2 separate regions of the Homo sapiens genome follow, and region 1 is linked to region 2. The links are chromatin contacts, found by Hi-C or POLR2A ChIA-PET in ENCODE. All regions are on one chromosome and are shown on one strand. Each heading gives the region's core, a stretch centred on a gene start or an enhancer-like site at or near the end of the contact. The rest is flanking DNA. Distances are from core to core; before and after follow the strand shown. Region 1 overlaps TTC3 (tetratricopeptide repeat domain 3). Region 2 overlaps DSCR9 (Down syndrome critical region 9).

Evidence for each region. Hi-C counts contacts between places; a loop is a spot of excess contacts on that map. ChIA-PET counts read pairs that join two places held with the same protein, here RNA polymerase II (POLR2A). Pooled maps may share reads with other maps.
Region 1: a loop to region 2 is called in a pooled map, with 2.1 times the contacts of the local background. The contact joins two enhancer-like sites. A Hi-C loop is called at or near these places in 3 of 50 pooled maps. POLR2A ChIA-PET finds 5 or more read pairs at or near these places in 2 of 52 experiments (activated CD4-positive, alpha-beta T cell and activated CD8-positive, alpha-beta memory T cell).

Annotation. Positions count from the first base shown.
Region 1 is chr21:37,179,987-37,182,705 of GRCh38, forward strand. The region is part of intron 35 of TTC3 (tetratricopeptide repeat domain 3); the gene reads left to right. Among named protein-coding and RNA genes, the nearest start is that of TTC3-AS1, 13 kb to the right of the region's middle. Within about 2 kb of position 1,390, at least 2 of the 41 ENCODE cell types and tissues checked have a DNase peak (open chromatin) inside an H3K27ac peak, as active enhancers do.
Region 2 is chr21:37,220,057-37,222,789 of GRCh38, forward strand. It overlaps DSCR9 (Down syndrome critical region 9), which reads left to right. Exons shown (of 3, transcript NR_026719.2): 3 at 182-1,680. Among named protein-coding and RNA genes, the nearest start is that of DSCR9, 13 kb to the left of the region's middle. RefSeq lists an enhancer at 834-983. Within about 2 kb of position 1,260, at least 38 of the 41 ENCODE cell types and tissues checked have a DNase peak (open chromatin) inside an H3K27ac peak, as active enhancers do.

The DNA.
Region 1 (2,719 bases), core at 140-2,639, 40 kb before region 2:
TTTGTTTACTGCTAGTATGGAGTTGGGGATATTATCCATTCTTTCATGTGACAGATATTTCTTGAATGTTCTCTTAAGTGTCAGGCTCTGTGCTGGTCTTGTGGGGCGTTTCTGCAGCATCCTCTTCTTGAGGCCCTTCTGTCTGCCATCACTTCCAGGGCCTCTCTTGTGCAACTGGTTTGTTTTTATGTTTTATATTGAATTGTACAGTTCATTATATTTTCTCTTTGACCTTGTCTGCCAGAAAGTTTTCATGTTATTTCTAAAGAATGGTTAGGACTGCATGCCATTCATTTTTATATTACTCTCACTCATGGTTTTGTATTGTCATTCCTCTCTCTCTATTCTGTTTTCTTTATCTGCTTAGCATTCTTTTTATTTTGTCTTTTAAATATTTATGTATATATTATCTTTTTTTTTACACCATGGAATACTATGCAGCCATAAAAAATGATGAGTTCATGTCCTTTGTAGGGACATGGATGAAACTGGAAATCATCATTCTCAGTAAACTATCGCAAGAACAAAAAACCAAACACTGCATATTCTCACTCATAGGTGGGAATTGAACAATGAGATCACATGGACACAGGAAGGGGAATATCACACTCTGGGGACTGTTGTGGGGTGGGGGGAGGGGGGAGGGATAGCATTGGGAGATATACCTAATGCTAGATGACGAGTTAGTGGGTGCAGTGCACCAGCATGGCACATGTATACATATGTAACTAACCTGCACAATGTGCACATGTACCCTAAAACTTAAAGTATAATAAAAAAAAATGGCTTTATAAGGAGAAAAAAAAAAGAATGTTTTAATTTCAGTAAGAATGAAACAATAAAACTTTAGAAAATGTAAAAAAAAAAAAATTAAATATTTATGTATATATTATCAAAGGTACCTCAAATATTTATTTTAGAACAACACTGAGGTTTAATAAAAAAGATAAGTTTTTTCCTAATTGAGAAAAAGAAATTGTTTATAGTTATGTCAATAAACTGTAATATAGCAGATACAGTTGTGTATAGCCTATTTGTTTTATGCTAAGTTTGAAAGAAAAACGTTCAGGAGATCATTCTGTCTTCCATGCAGTCAGAAACAAGCTCGTGATAGCTGACCTGTTTAGCATTGTGAGGCAGCTATGGCATTCAGCAGTGGTTAGTACAAACAGAAGATGAACTCATGTGGTATTTTCGTTGCCTGAGCTATATGTGTATGTATGTGCACATATGTTTATAATACTTTGTGCTTCTTGATACTTGAACTCCCTTAGGTACTTGTTGCCAACTAGGTTCTTATGCCTCAGCATAACCTTGTGGTTGCACATAATCTCCCAGCCAAAGGGATGGATCCCAGGTGAGATCATTGGCTCAGAATAGGAGCACAGGATAGGTGAGAAACAAGATTGGCTTGGCTGCCAGCAGCAAGGCATACAAATTCACATTGGTCCTGGTAGAACCGAACCAGGTGGAACACAGGATTCTTAAGTAGAGTAGGCATGGTGGTCACCTCAGTCACAGTAATGACTCAAGAAATTCAGGATCAACAAGGTTGCAGCTAAGAAGATGTGGGAAGAACTGGTTCCTATGTTAAAGGGAACATTACTGAGCTGTTGTTCAATTTTTGCCACCTAAGAACAGTTGTCCTGTGCCAAAATCAACCTTATCCCTGCTGTAGGATTCAGAAATCTTAAAGGACCTTGACTGGTTAGCAAATCTGCCTTTAAAAAACATGAAAACCTTGGTGTCTAAGGCTGAAGAGGGAGTAGTGGTCTCTTAAGTTGATAGAGCTTTTGACCTGAGGGCCATGATTTCCTATGGAATCCATGTAGGTTGACTTTAGTGTCCTTTCTTACAGAGAAGACCTCGAGTTTCTATAGCTGAAATGACCTACGTGTGCTCTAAGCCTAAGCAGGAAGTTCAGGCTGTAGGGAACCTGATAGGAAGTAAAAAATTAAAAGTTTCCCTAAAGCAAATGTGAAGTTAGGATTTCATTAAGCCGTCATTGATAATAGTGAGATTTTAAACTAGAAAATATTTGTTTCCTTTAAATATTGCTTTGATTCACGTTTAAATTAATTATTAGAAATATTAACATAGGGAATGTTTTACTTATAAGTGACTGGTATTTATAAGCATGTGCCCCACCCAAACCCCTTGCTACAATTAAATAGATGATACTTCAAAAAAGACATCAAACCTTTAGAGAATGTGTAGATTCAGAAGTTTCAAACCAGCAACTACATAGGAAGTTGACAAAGAGGGTTAGGTGTCAAGTGGTGCTGTACCAAACCCTCCAGGGGAACGGTAACTAGCATTGTCTCCAAAGAGGTTTTCATTTCTCTTTGTCACACTGCCTGAAATTCTGGCAGGTATCTCAACCCAAATGCCTTTAATGACCAGCAAGAGGATTACATTTATATTTATAAAAGCAAACAAAAACTATTGGCCTTGCCAACTAAAACATGCATACACTCCCTGTAGATTAGAGAATCATTTAGGCTGGAGAGTAAGTGTGAACACTTCTGGGCACGTCGGAGTGGTTCTTCGGGGTGTCTTACTGTAATCAGGTACACGTAGCGGGTAGGATGTGGCTGTCTGGTGTGACTTGGTGTCCCAGGCTTGGCTGGGGGGCATAGTCTGCCACAGGGCGCCAGCTTGGGAGTGTGTTCCACTGAACTTAGGTCATTGTTTAAGCTATGGCACCGTCACAATTCTA
Region 2 (2,733 bases), core at 10-2,509:
ACCAAGTAACCAATGGGAAACCTCTACAGGGTATTTAAATCCCAGAAAATTGTGTCACCGGGCCCTTCAGCCTCATGGGCTGCTCCCACCTTGTGGGTGTACTTTCATTTTCAACAAATCTCTGCTTTTGTTGCTTCCTTCTTTCCTTGCTTTGTGTGTTTTGTCCAATTCTTTGTTCAAGAACGCCAGGGTGACGTAACAATTCAAACCATGAAGAGGTAACAGAGCCCTTCGCGCGTCTCAACACGTGGTGACGCAGCTAATAACCTGTGATGCATACATGGGAACAAATGCATAGAAAAACTTGTCAATGACACGGCAAAGTAAAACCCAAATGAAGCGAGGTGAAAGAATGGGCTGCAGCGCAGGCAAAACTGCACCACGTTACAGACTGCTCGCCTGGGATGGAACGGTGGGGAGGTGCGCAGACGGATGGACAAGCGCCTGGCAAAATGGATTTCTTTTCCTAGACTGCTAATGCTACTAACAGTTCCCTCCTCACAGGGTCGCTATAACGAGGTAACATACAGCACTTAGAAGACGGCCTGACCCAGAATAACACTAATGTTCACATGGCTGCGAGTCTCAGACCAAAATCAATAGCCGGTATCTACTGAAACTGCAGCAAGGCGAAACCACGGGAATGGCGCTCCGTTGAGTAGAGCAACGCACAGCACATCACATCGCATCCTCCGTAGCGGGAGGCTCTGGCCTCACCGCAGCGGCACTTCCCGGAAGAGCCCAGGATATTCGGGGACCCGCACCGGACAGGCGGCCCAGGCCCCCTGGCGCCCAGCTGGCCGCCCTGTTGCAGCTCTCATGCCAAGACCTGCGCCTAACGGCAGGGATTCCGGCGGTCATCATTTATTCTTGGCGCTAAGCTGCCGCTTCTCTTTTTTATCACCACAGAGTAACGCAGACCCCACCGTTTCCTTCCATTCTGAGCCAACCACTCCAGCAGCCACCGGGGCGCCAGGTTATGCTGGGGCTGCACCACCCGGCCCGAGGCTTTTGAAGCCACGCCTGAGCGCGGAGGATGGGCAGGATTTGCCCCGTGAACTCCCGCGCACGCAGGCTCCGCGCGAGGCCCGGGCGCCCGAGCGGCGATTCCCTCCCCTATCACCAGCTCCAGGGTGGTGCCCCCCGGCTGTGGAGCCCAGACCCCGGCCGTCCAGCAGCGTATAGACGAGCCCATGTCTGCGATGTAACTGCACCGCGCTGGGGATCCACCTCCCGCCAGGGTGAGGGCGCCGTCCTCCAGCGTATGCTAGGCAGGCGCGCCCCGCCCTCCTGGTCACGTGACCACGCCTACAGCCGAAGAGGATGGGAAAATGCGGCCCTGTTCCTGAACAGGAAGCGGAAGCAGGAAGGAACTGAGAACACCAGCATCTGCTGCCGCCCTGAATCAGCGTTAGCATGTGGAGGCAACCTCAGCCCCCAGTTTTTGAAGAAGGTGATTCAGATTCAGACACAGGAATTATGGTGACGGTAGAAATGGACTGGAAGGTTCGTTCCCCTTGCCCACCAAGACTCCAGAGCAGGTGGGTTCTTGATGTCTACTCTGCATGAAGCCCTGGGCTTTCCGGCCCTCCCTACTTTTCCTCCGAATTCACAGCACAGCGGAGCCAAAATGTATTCCTGCCAAAACGGGCATTTCCCAAAAGAAAATATTGTTTTAGATTCATTGTTCACAGCCTCTTTTTTTTTGTTGTTCATTTGAAGCAATTTTTCTTTTTTATTATTATACTTTAAGTTTTAGGGTACATGTGCACAGTGTGCAGGTTAGTTACATATGTATACATGTGCCATGCTGGTGCGCTGCACCCACTAACTCGTCATCTAGCATTAGGTATATCTCCCAATGCTATCCCTCCCCCTCCCCCCACCCCACAACAGTCCCCAGAGTGTGATGTTCCCCTTCCTGTGTCCATGTGTTCTCATTGTTCAGTTCCCACCTATGAGTGAGAATATGCGGTGTTTGGTTTTTTGTTCTTGCGATAGTTTACTGAGAATGATGATTTCCAATTTCATCCATGTCCCTACAAAGGACATGAACTCATCGTTTTTTATGGCTGCATAGTATTCCATGGTGTATATGTGCCACATTTTCTTAATCCAATCTGTCATTGTTGGACATTTGGGTTGGTTCCAAGTCTTTGCTATTGTGAATAATGCCGCAATAAACATACACGTGCGTGTGTCTTTATAGCAGCATGATTTATAGTCCTTTGGGTATATACCCAGTAATGGGATGGCTGGGTCAAATGGTATTTCTAGTTCTAGATCCCTGAGGAATCGCCACACTGTCTTCCACAATGGTTGAACTAGTGTACAGTCCTACCAACAGTGTAAAAGTGTTCTTATTTCTCCACATCCTCTCCAGCACCTGTTGTTTCCTGACTTTTGAATGATCGCCATTCTAACTGGTGTGAGATGGTATCTCATTGTGGTTTTGATTTGCATTTCTCTGATGGCCAGTGATGATGAGCATTTTTTCATGTGTTTTTTGGCTGCATAAATGTCTTCTTTTGAGAAGTGTCTGTTCATATCCTTCACCCACTTGTTGATGGGGTTGTTTTTTTCTTGTAAATTTGTTTGAGTTCATTGTAGATTCTGGATATTAGCCCTTTGTCAGATGAGTAGGTTGCGAAAATTTTCTCCCATTTTGTAGGTTGCCTGTTCACTCTGATGGTAGTTTCTTTTGCTGTGCAGAAGCTCTTTAGTTTAATTAGA